Regions from separate parts of the Homo sapiens genome. Here region 1 is linked to region 2. A link is a contact called in ENCODE Hi-C or POLR2A ChIA-PET data. All regions are on one chromosome and are shown on one strand. Each heading gives the region's core, a stretch centred on a gene start or an enhancer-like site at or near the end of the contact. The rest is flanking DNA. Distances are from core to core; before and after follow the strand shown.

Evidence for each region. A loop is a pair of places that touch in the nucleus more often than their neighbours do. ChIA-PET counts read pairs that join two places held with the same protein, here RNA polymerase II (POLR2A). Pooled maps may share reads with other maps.
Region 1: a pooled map shows a loop between it and region 2 (9-fold over the local background). The contact joins the promoter of CCZ1B here to the enhancer-like site in region 2. A Hi-C loop is called at or near these places in 2 of 168 maps with a recorded cell type or tissue (CD4-positive, alpha-beta T cell and GM13977), 8 of 37 single-sample maps with no recorded cell type and 10 of 50 pooled maps. POLR2A ChIA-PET finds 5 or more read pairs at or near these places in 2 of 52 experiments (activated T-cell and activated naive CD4-positive, alpha-beta T cell).

The regions. Positions count from the first base shown.
Region 1 is chr7:6,824,473-6,830,774 of GRCh38, reverse strand. CCZ1B (CCZ1B vacuolar protein trafficking and biogenesis associated) reads left to right here and starts at 4,500. Exons shown (of 15, transcript NM_198097.5): 1 at 4,500-4,697; 2 at 6,038-6,135; 3 at 6,227-6,302. The coding sequence starts at 4,578. RefSeq lists an enhancer at 3,263-3,557.
Region 2 is chr7:6,724,870-6,731,556 of GRCh38, reverse strand. No RefSeq gene overlaps it. Among named protein-coding and RNA genes, the nearest start is that of ZNF12, 21 kb to the right of the region's middle. RefSeq lists silencers at 977-1,026, 1,437-1,546 and enhancers at 1,697-1,906, 1,958-2,933, 5,441-5,490. Within about 2 kb of position 1,801, at least 39 of the 41 ENCODE cell types and tissues checked have a DNase peak (open chromatin) inside an H3K27ac peak, as active enhancers do; they include CD4-positive, alpha-beta T cell, where a contact is called at or near this core.

The DNA of each region.
Region 1 (6,302 bases), core at 3,251-5,750, 97 kb before region 2:
AAGACTGTCTCAAACCTATATATATATATATATATGTGTGTGTGTGTGTGTGTGTGTGTGTGTCTGTGGTGTGTGTATATATATACACACACGCATATATATATATATATATATATATATATAACCTTGATAGGGAGGAGACAGACATATGTGACAACCTATGTCCAGAACCACCTAGCCTGGAACTGGGACTTTTTTTTTCTTTTTTTTTTTTTGTAGACAGAGTCTCACTTTGTAGCCCAGTCTGGAGTGCAGTGGCACAATCTCAGCTCACTGCAAATTCCAACTCCCAGGTTCAAGTGATTCTCGTGCCTCTGCCTCCCAAGAAGCTGGGATTACAGGGGCTTGCCACCACACTAGGCTAATTTTTGTATTTTTTTTTTAGTAGAGACGCAGTTTCACCATGTTGGCCAGGCTGGTCTCAATCTCCTGACCTTAAGTGATCTGCCCACCTTGGCCTCCTAAATTGCTGGGATTACCGACATGAGTCACTGCACCCGGTTGGAACTGTCACTTTCTACTTGGAACTGAGCTCCCTTTCCAACACCAAAATGTGTCTTTCCCACAGCTCATTCCTTTGGAATTTGAGTTCGCAAATTCTTTGCGCAAAACATCTAACTTCTATTTCTGTAACTGAACTTGATTTGAATTCCCATTGTGCTGGGTGTCAGAATCTTAATCATGTCAGGTAATTAAGCAACCTCTTCTCCCTTCTTACCATAGGCTAGGGGAGAGAGTCGAGGCCCCAGATGGGACTGGAGTATTCTCAGTCCGAATAGTGAACACAGAGTCATCCTCAATCCTCTCTACTCTCGTGGTCTTGAGGGGCCACTGCTACCTCCTCCTGGTCCTGACCTTGAGGCTTCTCAGCACTGGCTTTCTCTGAATTCCTTCTGTGCACAAGTAAGTCATTCAGCTTCTTCCTGAACAATAAGGATTTCTCATCCAGATACCCCTGTTCCGTGGTTACTCTACTGTTACCAAACCATGCTTGACCCAGAGGGGAACTCTGCAAAGCTCACCACCTCCCCCAGCTTCCCCAGGGAGAAAGACACACACACCCTCTCCTCTGAGACCTCCAAACCTATGTGGGTATCTGTCGTCACTACCACTCCTGCCTGGTACCCGTGCACACCCAAGGACTGTGTTTGGAGAGGCAGATGCATTGAGGTCTAAGCGTTCTTGCATCCTTAACTTTGAAACCATAAAAGCATGTTCTTTTCTTTGATCTCTGGATGTTTCATTTTGTTTTTTGTCATCTCCCTCTTTCGATGCCTCCTGCAATGAATTGTATGTGGGAGGAAGGGAGAGGCAAACATGTACAAGGACACAGAGGTATCCTGGGAGAAACTGTGACTCATACTATAAAATATTAATCTCACTCACTTATATAGCACCTTGTACTTTATATTAATTAATTAATTAATTTATTTATTTATTTATTTATTTACTGAGGCAGAGTCTCACTCTGTCACCCAGGCTGGAGTGCAGTGGCACAATCTCAGCTCACTGCAACCTCCGCCTCCCGGGTTCAAGCAATTCTCCTGCCTCGGTCTCCCGAGTAGCTGGGACTATAGGCACCTGCCACCACGCATGGCTATTTATTTTTATTTTTTAGTAGAGACAGTGTTTCACCATGTTGGCCCTCAAACTCCTGACCTCAAGTGATCTGCCATCCTCGGCCTCCCAAAGTGCTGGGATTACAGGCATGAGCCACCACACCCAGCCAAAACATGTATTTCTCATGGAATAACTGCATGCACTAGAGCAAGCTAATTGGGAAAGTCAACAGTTTATGAAATAATGATGAGTTGCTGGCACCTGATGCACATTCATAGTCCCATTTAACTCTTCAAGTGAAACTCTCACTTGGCAGGAATTTACTATTAGCCATTTTCCAAATAAGAGATACAGACGAGAGAGTCTCTATCTCTTCTTTGGTGCAAGGAGATTGGTGCAGTCGGTGAATGGCAAAAGTGGATATGTACCCAGATCTGTCTCCAGTCCAAATTCCAACTCATCACTTCCCTTATCTGCCAGGCTGGATAAGGGAAGTGGTTCTGCTTCCAAACTTAATATGTGACAGATAAGGCAATCTAAACCAAAGTCTTCTTGAGTTTGGTCAAACCATATGCTGCCAAGGCTTGAATCCACATAACTGTAACAAGCCATCCCAACTATGCCACAACCCACACAACTCAAAGGCAAGGGAATCCCAGGCGACAAGGTCCAGGAACAGCCACTCTGGGGAGTCTGCCACCTCTGATATTGCTCCCGTGGCACACATGGTGCCCCATCTGCCTCCAGACCTGCGCTGAAGGAATGGGGGGAAGGGGCAAGCTTTGTAGGTGTGGGTGATCCAGTGGTCACTTGAGGTCTCTCAAACAAGGACTCTGTAGATGATGTTAATGGGCCAAACGGAATGCACATCTGCCCCTAAGTGTGTTTCTTTTCTTTCTTTTCTTCTTTCTTTCTTTTTTTTTTTTTTTTTTTTTTGTTGAGACAGGGTCTTGCTCTGTTGCCCAGGCTGGAGTGTAGTGGTGCAATCTTGGCTCACTGCAACCTCCACCTACTGGGTTCAAGTAATTCTTCTGCCTCAAGCCTCCCAAGTAGCTGGAACCACAGGCATGTGCCACCACTCCTGGCTAGTTTTTTTATTTTAGTAGAGACGGGGCTGGTCTGGAACTCTGGGCCTCAAGTGATCCACCCACCTTGGCCTCCCAAAGTGCTGGGATTACAGCTATGAGCCACCGTGGCCAGCCTTGTTTATTTCTAAATGAGGCTTCCTTTGTGTCTCTACATTTCCTTCTACAAAAAAAACTGCCATGGCACAGGGGCTTATGCCTACAATCCCAGCACTTGGAGAGCCCAAGGCCAGTGGATCACTTGAGCCCAGGAGTTCGAGACCAGCCTGGGTTAACATAGTGAGACCCCAGCTCTACGAAAAATTTAAAAATTAGCCAGCCATGGTGGCATGCACCTGTGGTCCCAGCTATTCGGGAGGCTGAGGTGGGAGGATCACTTGAGCCCCGGAGTTCCAGGCTGCAGTGAGGTCTGATCTGGCCACTGCACTCCAGCCTGGGCAACAGAGCAAAGTGCTGTCTTAGAATAAAATACTTTTTAAATAAACTAAAAACAAAACAATGGGCCTGGTGTGGGTGGCTCACATCTGTAATCCCAGCACTTTCGGAGGGCAGGTGAGGCAGAATAGGGAATGAGGGTAACCAAGGGTTAAGGCATAAACAAAAGAACAGCAGGTGCAGCCAGTTCTAGGCAAGATTAGGCAGCATAGAGGCCACGTGTTCATTCCCTCAATCAGAGGCTGATTGACGGACGACAGGGGGTTGGCCGGGGGGGAGGGTGACAGCTTCTGATTGACGGGGGGGCGGGTGCGCGTCTCCACTTCAGCCTCTGATTGGTCACAGGCCAATCCTTCAGAGGGTGTAACCAATCGGAGACCTCTAACGGGCACCTAGGGGCGTTACCTAATTCTTCCAGCTTAATGAAAATCCTAATGGGGGCTCTTGAGCTGTTTGCTCTGTCTTGCTCCTGCTCTGTGAGTTGTACTTTCGCTTCAATAAATCTGTCTATTCCTTACTCCGGTTTTTTCTTTTGTTTCTTTTCGTTGCTTTGTTCTTTTGTTACTTTGTGCATTGCATTTTGTTCAGTTCTGTGTTCAACAAGCCAAGAACCTGGGCAATCCACGGTCAAGACCTTCCATCCAGTAGCAGAGGCAGGAGGATCCCTTGATGCCAAGAGTTAGAGAGCAGCCGGGGCAACAAAGTGAGACCCTGTCTCTACTATCTATCTATCTATTTTTTAATTATCTGGGCATGGTAGTGCATGCCTGTGGTCTCAGCTACTCCTCAGGCTGAGGTGGGAAGATCCCTTGAGCCCAGGAGTTGAGGCTGCAGTGAGCTATGATGGCACCACTGCACTCCAACCTGGGTGACAAAGCGAGATCTTGTCTCTAAATTAAATTTAAAACAATACCACCAAAACAACAACAGGCTGGGCGGTGGTGTCTCACGCCTGTAATCGGAGCACTTTGGGAGGCCGAAGTGGGAGACCATTTGAGGCCAGGAGTTCGAGAGCAGCCTGGGCAACACAGACCCCACCTCTACAAAAAAATAAAACTGGCCTTGGTGGCGCGCGCCTGTAATCCTAGCTACTTGGGAGGCTGAGGCAGGGGGATTGCTTGAGTGTCGGACGTTGAGGCTGCAGTGAGCTGAGATCGCGCCACTACACTCCAGCCTGGATGACAAACTGAGACCCTATCAGAAAAAACAACAACAACAAAAAAACAGTGCCCGCTCGGTTTTTCCTGAAACGCGCAGCCCTCGCCTGTAGCCAGGAGAAAACTCCGCGAGCCAGCAAAACACAAACTCGGCCAGGAAACAGACAACAAGGCCACCCGGGGGTGCCTGAAGAGGACGCTGCGAGGCGGATTCTTTTTCCGGGCCTGCGGCGAGTGCTTCCGGGGCGGTGGCGACGGAGGCGGAAGTGCGGTGTTTTAGCCGGTGGCTGCTGTCTCTGGGCGGGCCGTGGGAGGCTCCCGAGGTGGGGGCCGGGGCGGGATGGCTGCAGCGGCGGCCGGGGCCGGGAGCGGGCCCTGGGCGGCCCAGGAGAAGCAGTTCCCGCCGGCGCTGCTGAGTTTCTTCATCTACAACCCGCGCTTCGGGCCGCGCGAAGGACAGGTATGCGGAGGGGGCGGCGCGCGGGCGGGCGGCGCCGGTGTTCCCCGGGAAGGTGGCCCTGTGGTTCTGCCCACCTCGAGGGGCACTGACCTAGCCTGCATTGTGCCAGGTGCGAGTCCGGGCAGGGGGCTGCGGCGGGGACCTGACAGCAGGCAGGGACCGCTTCAGGTCCTAGGTCGATGGAATAAAGCCCCGTCGGGTCTATATCACTCCACACCCCAGGTTGAGGCTCTTTGCGCTTTGCTTTGCGTCAGTTCTGGGAAATTAAAATTGAACTTGGCTTTGTTAAGTGGGTAGTCCCCAACTAGAAGCGTGGAACCAGGGTGGCAGACGCTAGCCTTCAAATGATGCAAGCCTGGAGGTCCCTGTAATAGTTTTCGCCCAAATGAGGAAATAAATTAATTTCGGGAGGGGTGTGTGTGTGTGTGTGTGTGTGGTTTTTCTGAGGTGGGGACGGCGACTTTCTCAAAGGATGTCCGGAGCTGTGTTTTGTTTCCAGCAAGTCAGACTTCTGTTAAAGACTGTCCAGGCTGGGCGCTGTGACTCACGCCTGTAATCCCAGCACTTTAGGAGGCCGAGATGGGAGGATTGCTTGAGGCCAGGGGTTCCAGACCAGCCTGGGCAACATAGCAAGACCCCCAACTCTACAAAAAAAAAAAAAAAATTGAAAAGTGAGCCGGGCGTGGTGGCACGCACCTGTATTTCCAGTTACTCAGGAGGCTGAGGCCAGAGGATCGCTTGAGCCCAAGTGATTGAGGCTGCAGGTGAGCTGTAATAGCGCCACTGCACTACAGCCTGGGCAGCACAGACCCCATCTCCAGAAAAAGAAAAAAAAAACAACTTGTCAGTTCAAATGGCTGGGAACTGACTGGATTTAATTTTCAGGGAGCTATGTGTCTGCAGATGGGCACACCTTTACTTCTTACAAGCATTGGTGTATTACAAATTAGCACTAGGAAAGAAACCTGGAGACTTGAGTTTTCATAAAAATTACCTGGTGCTACTTCAGATGTGACTTCTTGACTATCGAAATTGCCTTTCTGACTGGTGGGCAGTATTTGCACAATGATGAGATCATTCCTGTTCTTCTTCTTATTTTAAATAATAGAGACGTCTCACTGTGTTGCCCATGCTGGTCTTGAACTCCTGAGCTCAAGTGATCCTCCCGCCTCAGCCTCTGAAAATACTAGGATTACAATTCCTGTTTTTCTAAAACCGGTTTTTGTTTTATTTTGTCATTAGCATGTGTGACACAAGAGGTCGACATTGAACTTAGCGTTTTCAATAGCTAAGATGAAATGTTTCTATTCATGTTGTGCTTCTGTTTCCTCATGTTTCAGGAGGAAAATAAGATTTTATTTTATCATCCAAATGAGGTAGAAAAGAATGAGAAGATTAGAAATGTCGGATTGTGTGAAGCTATTGTACAGTTTACAAGGTAATACCTCTAAGTGTGCCTTTAGCGTTCAGTGAATTCTTAAAACTGCTGCTGGAGAATTGTCCCAAACATATTTTTTTAACCTTTGTAGGACATTTAGCCCATCAAAACCTGCAAAATCTTTACATACACAGAAGAACAGACAGTTCTTCAATGAACCAGAAGAA
Region 2 (6,687 bases), core at 552-3,051:
GGTGGAGGTTGCAGTCAGCCGAGACCACGCTGCTGCACTCCAGACTGGGTGAGAGACACTGTCTCAAAAAAAAAAAAAAAAAAAAAAGACTGATAAGGGAAGCATGCACTTGTAACTTTGTAACTCTAAGATAATCAGGTAGTAATTAGATGAGTTAAGACTCTCATGGGTAACATGACTTCTTTTACAAATAGTCTGCCATCATCAAATACAACCCGCAAAAAGAAAAAAAAAATTCCCATTATACGGCTCATGTTTTTTGTGGTTTGTTTGTTTGTTGAGACAGGGTCTCAATCTGCCACCCAGGCTGGAGTGCAGTGGTACATTCACAGCTCACTGCAGCCTCCACCTCCTGGGCTCCATTGATCTTCCCACCTCAGCCTCCTGAGTAGTTGGGACCACAGGTGCATCCCAGCATGCCTGGCTACTTTTGTATTTTTTGTAGAGTCAGGGTCTCCCTATGTTGCCTAGGCTGTTCTTTAACTCCTGGTCTCAAGGGATACTCTTGCTGTAGCCCGGCAAAGTGCTGGGATTACAGGTGTGAGCCACTGCATCCGGCCCGCATTTTCTTATTGTCTCTTTAAACTGCTTAAAATCAAAGAAACCATAGGAATTGAGTATGTGAGCTCTCAGAAATGAAATGAATGTGTATAAAATATGGTTTTGTTTCTAAATTATCTAACTGAACTTGGTTATTGCTGCACCTAATAACCTTCTACTAAGAAAACTAGGATACGGGAGAAAGAACACTGGCCTGGGAGATAAGACTCCTGAGTTCTACTATGAGCAACTCTACCCACAAAGCCAGTGACCCGGTCAAGTCACCCACCTGCTAAGGCCCAGTCTCTTCCCCTAGCAACTGAGGCAGCAAGAGAGAATCCCTGCAGACTGTTCCTGCATTACTACCAGTCTCCAGGGCAGATCTAAGGGGGGAATCAGCAGACACTTAAATGAGAGAACAGAGATGCTGACGGACGTTTAGAGGCGGTCGAAATCTGGAGCACGGAAAGGAGGAGGAAGGGCTGTTAGGGGTTAGTGGGGAGTGGAGACGACGTCTGCAGCTGAGGCTGGTGATACCCTCCACGCCCCCGTAAGCCTCGTCCTCCCAGATATTCCCGTGCAGCGCCTCAAGGCCAAACACACGCCTCTCCTGCAAGCGATCGGACCCTCCCCCGCCTCATACTCTAAGGTCCCGAACATACGGTGACTTCACCCAGGCCTTTCTCGCTCCGGGCCCGAAAACCCAAAGACTTACCCTCCTGGGGCTCCCCAGAGGCCGGGGCGGGGCTGCTGTCGCTGGCGCGCGTCTGCTCGCGAGGTCCCCTCTTGTCCACCTCACCAAGGCTGTTCTGCTCCTGAGGGGCCCGGGCCGGGCCTACGGGGCAAATCCAGGAGGGTGTCCTTCCCGGGGCCCAGATCCGCCTCCCTGGGACTCACCGTACAGCGGCGGCCTGGGCCAGGCCCCCAGGACACACACGGGCCAGGCCCGGTTCCCGCCGCCCCTTCGCCTCCGCCTCCGCTGCCACCTTCGCCACCTCCCGCCCGGTTCCCCTGGCCGCAGGGCCGCCGGCTCAGGGGCTCACGCTCGGGGGTCCCCGCTCAAGCCTCCACCCGGCCCGTGCGAACCCTGGCCCACATAGCTCCGCGCCCGCCTAGGTGCTGGCCTAGGCGCTCAGCGTCCAGCCCCGCAGGCTCAGCGATTCTCGTCCACTGGGGGCCAAAGCCTGGGAACTAGAGCAAGCGGTGACCTGAGGACACACAGGAAGCGATGGCAGTGCGGCGGCAGCGCGCATGTGCGAACACGCACCCAGGGAGAGGCGCACACGCGCAGGAGTTCACCGGAAGTCCGCCTCCCAGGGCCCACCGTTGGTCCCAGGACAAGGGCCGGACTCTATTTCCCATGAGCCTACCAGCGCCCCCCAACTTTAGGGGCCATTTCAAATGTCTCTACCCCGTCTAAAGGTTAAGAAGCCCCAGGCTATATGAGCTTCGGCAGCCCTGATCCCCGGACTGAACTTCGCATTTGTCTTTATTCCCTTTTAGGGTCAAGTCCAGGGCTGCAGTGACTGGGTCCTGGAGCCCAAGGCCTCCAGGTTAGAACCGAGTTTCCCATAACGAGAAGGAAAGGAAAGGGTGTATCGTGGTCACTGCGCTGAAATGCTAAGAGAAGTTTCACTCAAATACTAGGACAGGATAAATGCCCAGCGATGCTTTCCAAGGAAGAGAAAGAAAATAGAATTTGTGGCCGGGCGCGGTGGCTCACGCCTGTAATCCCAGGACTTTGGGAGGCCGAGGAGGGCAGCTCGCGAGGTCAAGAGATAGAGACCATCCTCGCCAACATGGTGAAACCCCGTCTCTACTAAAAATACGAAAATTAGCTGGGCGTGGTGGCGCGTGCCTGTAATCCCAGCTACTCCGGAGGCTGAGGCAAGAGAATCGCTTGAACCCGGGAGGCGGAGGTTCCAGTGAGCCGAGCTCGCGCCCCTGCACTCCAGCCTGGCGACGGAGCGAGACTCTGTAGCTTTTCTAGATCACACAGCAAATGCCTAAAAACTGTAGAGAAATCAGGAAATACACAAATCGAACAAAGAAAAGATACCTGTGATTTCACCTTCCCCAGGAGGATTATGTTTAGGGTTAGGTTATGTTGACCAAAAAGACTCAAAGTTTGTAAAGAGTTTTATTCTGGGCCTCCTATTTGAGTGACCATGGCTGGTGACACAGCCTCAGGGGGTCCTGAGAACGTGAGCCCAAAGTGGTTGGGTTACAGCTTGGTTTTATACATCTTAGGGAGACAGCAGTTACAGGCAAAGACATAAATCAATACATGGGATGTACACATTGGGTCAGCCTGGAAAGGCTTTCAGGTCACTAGCAGATTCAAAGATTGGCAGTTGATTCAGAGTTAAGTGTTGGCTGAACAGTTGGAAGATGACGTAAAGAAATGGGCCATTGCGGTGGCTCTTGCCTGTAATCCCAGCATTTTGGGAGGGTGACCTGGGAGGATCCCTTGAGGCCAGGAGTTCAAGGACAGCCTGGGCAACACAGCAAGACCCCCATCTCTACAAAAAAAAAAAAAAAAATTATCCAGGTGTGGTGGTGCATGCCTGTAGTCTCAGCTACTTAGGAGGCTGAGATGGGAGGATCGCTTGAGCCTGGGAAGTTGAGGCTACAGTGAGCCATGATGGTGCCACTGCACTCCAGTTTGGGCAACAGAGAAGAAAAGAAAGAGAGAGAGAGGAAGGGAGGAAGGAAGGGAGGGAGGGAGGGAGGGAAAAGAAAGAGGGAGGGAAAGAAAAGAAAAGAAAAGCTTGAGTTAAGATAAGGGGCATTGTGGAAACCAAGGTTCTTGTTATGTAGATGAAGCCTCAGAACAGGCTTCAGAGAGAATAGATGATAAATATCTCTTATTGGATCTTAAAAGGTGTCAGAATCTCGAGAAAAGACCTGGATTCTTTTCTGTAAGGGAAGGAGATTCTCTACAGAATGCAAATTTCCCCCAAAGAGATGGCTTTGCAGGACTATTTTAAAGTGTGACAAAGAAAATATATTATGGGGTAAAATACTATGATTTCCTTCAGGGACTGCTATCTGTCACGTGATGCTATATCAGAGTCTGGTTGGAGTTGGGTATCTTACTGACACAAAGAGCCTGTTCTGTCAGTCTTATGATCTGTAGTCTAGTGTTAATGTTGGTCAGCTGTGCCTAAACTCTGAAGGGAGGAGAGTATGACAAGGCATGTCCGACCCCCTCCTTCCCGTCATGACCTGAATTAGTTCTTCATGTTTATTTTGGATCCTGCTGGCCAACAGGGGAGTCCACTCAACAGCTGTGGAGGCTTAGAATTTTATTTTTGCTTTACAATTAAAATGTCAGTTTTCAAAAATGGGATATAAGGACAATGATTCATCACAACTTTTTGGTGAAATCTAACAGTGTTCTTGCCCAGTTGTTTCATAAAAACTGGTAAGGAAAAGACTAAAAATAAATTCTTCTGAGGCCAGGAACAGTGGCTCATGCCTGTAATCCCAGCAGTTTGGGAGGCCGAAGTGGGTGGATCATGAGGTCAGGATATTAAGAACATCCTGGCCAACATGGTGAAACCCCGTCTCTACTAAAACACAAAAAATTAGCTGGGTGTGGTGGTGCGCGCCTGTAGTTCCAGCTACTTGGGAGGCTGAGGCAGGGGAATCACTTGAACCCGGGAGGTGGAGATTGCAGTGAGCTGAGATCACGCCACTGCACTCCAGCCTGGCAACAGAGCAAGACTCCATCTCAAAATAAATAAATAAATTATTCTGTTAACCTAGAATATTCTCTCCACAAATTCAGAAAATAAAGAAAACAATTTTATCATTGAATAAGCATTAAACCAGACTGTGATGCCCATCACAGGTGATCCATTAATGAGATGCAAAGAGAAATAAAGCCTCTTTTTTTTTTTTTTTTTTTGAGACAGAGTCTTGCTCTGTTGCCCAGGCTGGAGTGCAGTGGTGCGATGTCGGCTCACTGGAACCTCTGTCTCCCCAGTTTAAGCAATTCTCCTGCCTCAGCCTCCCAAGTAACTGGGACTACAGGTGCATGCCACCACGCCTGGCTAATTTTTTGTATTTTTAGTAGAGACGGGGTTTCGTCATGTTAGCTAGGATGGTCTCGAAATCCTGACCTCATAATTTGCCCGCCTCGGCCTCCCAAAGTGCTGGGATTATAGGCATGAGCCATGGCGCCTGGTCAAAGCCTCCTTTTTGTATAGCCTGGCAGATACAATCCATTGCATACATGCTCTCAAGATAAACAGTAACTCATCCTCATGTAAAAGGACTTGCTATGCTTTTTTTTTTTTTTTTTTTTGTTTTGAGACAAGGTCTCATTCTGTCATCCAGGCTGGAGTGTAGTGGTGTGATCTTGGCTCACTGTAACCTCCACCTCCTGGGTTCAAGTGATTCTCGTGCCTAAGCCTCTGGAGTAGCTGGAATTACAGACATGTGCCATCATGCCCAGCTAATATTTGTATTTTAGCAGAGACAGAGTTTCGCCATATTGGCCAGGCTAGACTCAAACTCCTTTCAATTTCTGTGTGGCTTCAAGTGATCCGCCCATCTCGGCCTCCCCCAGAGTGCTGGGATTACAGGTGTGAGCCACTGCGCCTGGCCTGCTATGCATTCTTAAACACTCATCCTAAATTCACCTGGAAATCAAGGTGGCCACCCATGCTAGTTAATTACCTGTATCAGATAAAAAAAAATTAAACTTCTCATATCTCCTTGACAAGCAGGTAGTAACAGCTCAAGGTGCCTAGGCTAAACTCCCTAGGCAACAGGAAGATAGGGACACTATTTTCCTCGAGGTTTACATTTCAAAGACAAGACTGTCAGGCTCTTAAGAAAAAAATTCCTGGGTTGTGGCCCGGCAGGGTGACTCACACCGGTAATCCCAGCACTTTGGGAGCCCGAGGCGGGTGGATCACCTGAGGTCAGGAGTTCAAGACCAGCCAGACCAACAAGGTGAAATCCCATCTCTACTAAAAATACAAAAATTAGCCAGGCGTGGTGGCAAGTTCCTGTAGTCTCAGCTACTCAGGAGGTTGAGACCTGAGAATAGCTTGAACCCAGGAAGTGGAGGTTGCAGTGAGCCGAGATCATACCACTGCACTCCAGCCTGGGTGACAGAGCGAGATTCTGTCTCAAAAAAAAAAAAAAAAAAAAAAAAATTCCCGGGTTGTAGTGTTGGCAAGAAGTTCATTTACCTTTTTAAAAGATTTAGATACATGTCAAAGGCACAAAAGTTATTTATATTACAATGTTTATCAGGAAATACTCTTTAAAAAGGAGAGGAGAAAAGGTTAATTTACCTTTTGGCAAATAAGACAAATTTAATTTTTTTTTTTTTTTTTTTTAGAAAATCCGTACAGTGAGGGCTGGCCACGGTGGCTCACATCATCTGTAGTCCCAGCACTTTGGGAGGCCAAGGCAGGCGGATTGCTTCAGGCCAGGAGTTCAAGACCAGCCTGGGCAACATGGGAAAACCCCATCTCTACTACAAATACAAAAATTAGCTGGGCATGGTAGTGTGCGCCTATTGTCCCAGCTACTCTGGAGGCTGAGGCACGAGAACTGCTCGAACATGGGAGGCAGAGGTTGCAGTGAGCCAAGATTGAGCCACTACAATCCAGTCTGGGCGACAAGAGCGAAACTCTGTCTCAAAAAACAAAAAAAAATAAAAAACAAAAACAAACAGCCCCTTTTCCATCTCCCCACCACAGAGCTGTCTGCAGTAATTTCATTCGCTTATTTCCTCAGGGTTTACTGGGTTTCTGGTTTCCAGAAGGGGAAGTTCTCTTCAAGGTACAGAAACCATGACTCCGCAGAGAACCACAGAGACAGCAGCATGACCAGACCCCGGTCAGGTGTCGGGACGCTGCTGGGCTGAGACTTGGGCTGAACTTCCTCTGCAGGTCGACTTATTCCCATCAGCACCAAAGCCGCTGGAGGGGGTCATCCAACAGCAAAGGAAGCAGGGAGCGGAGCTTGGAGGCTGTTTCAGAAGGTCCCACTGAGCCAAGGACTCAAGGCCTGGCCACAGCCCTCCCAAGTGAGGCCCAAAGCATATTTCACCATGCTCAGAAAACCTTGTCTGCTCATTTCAGTCCATAGTGACTTTGCTTTCTTTAGGATCTCTCTTGCACT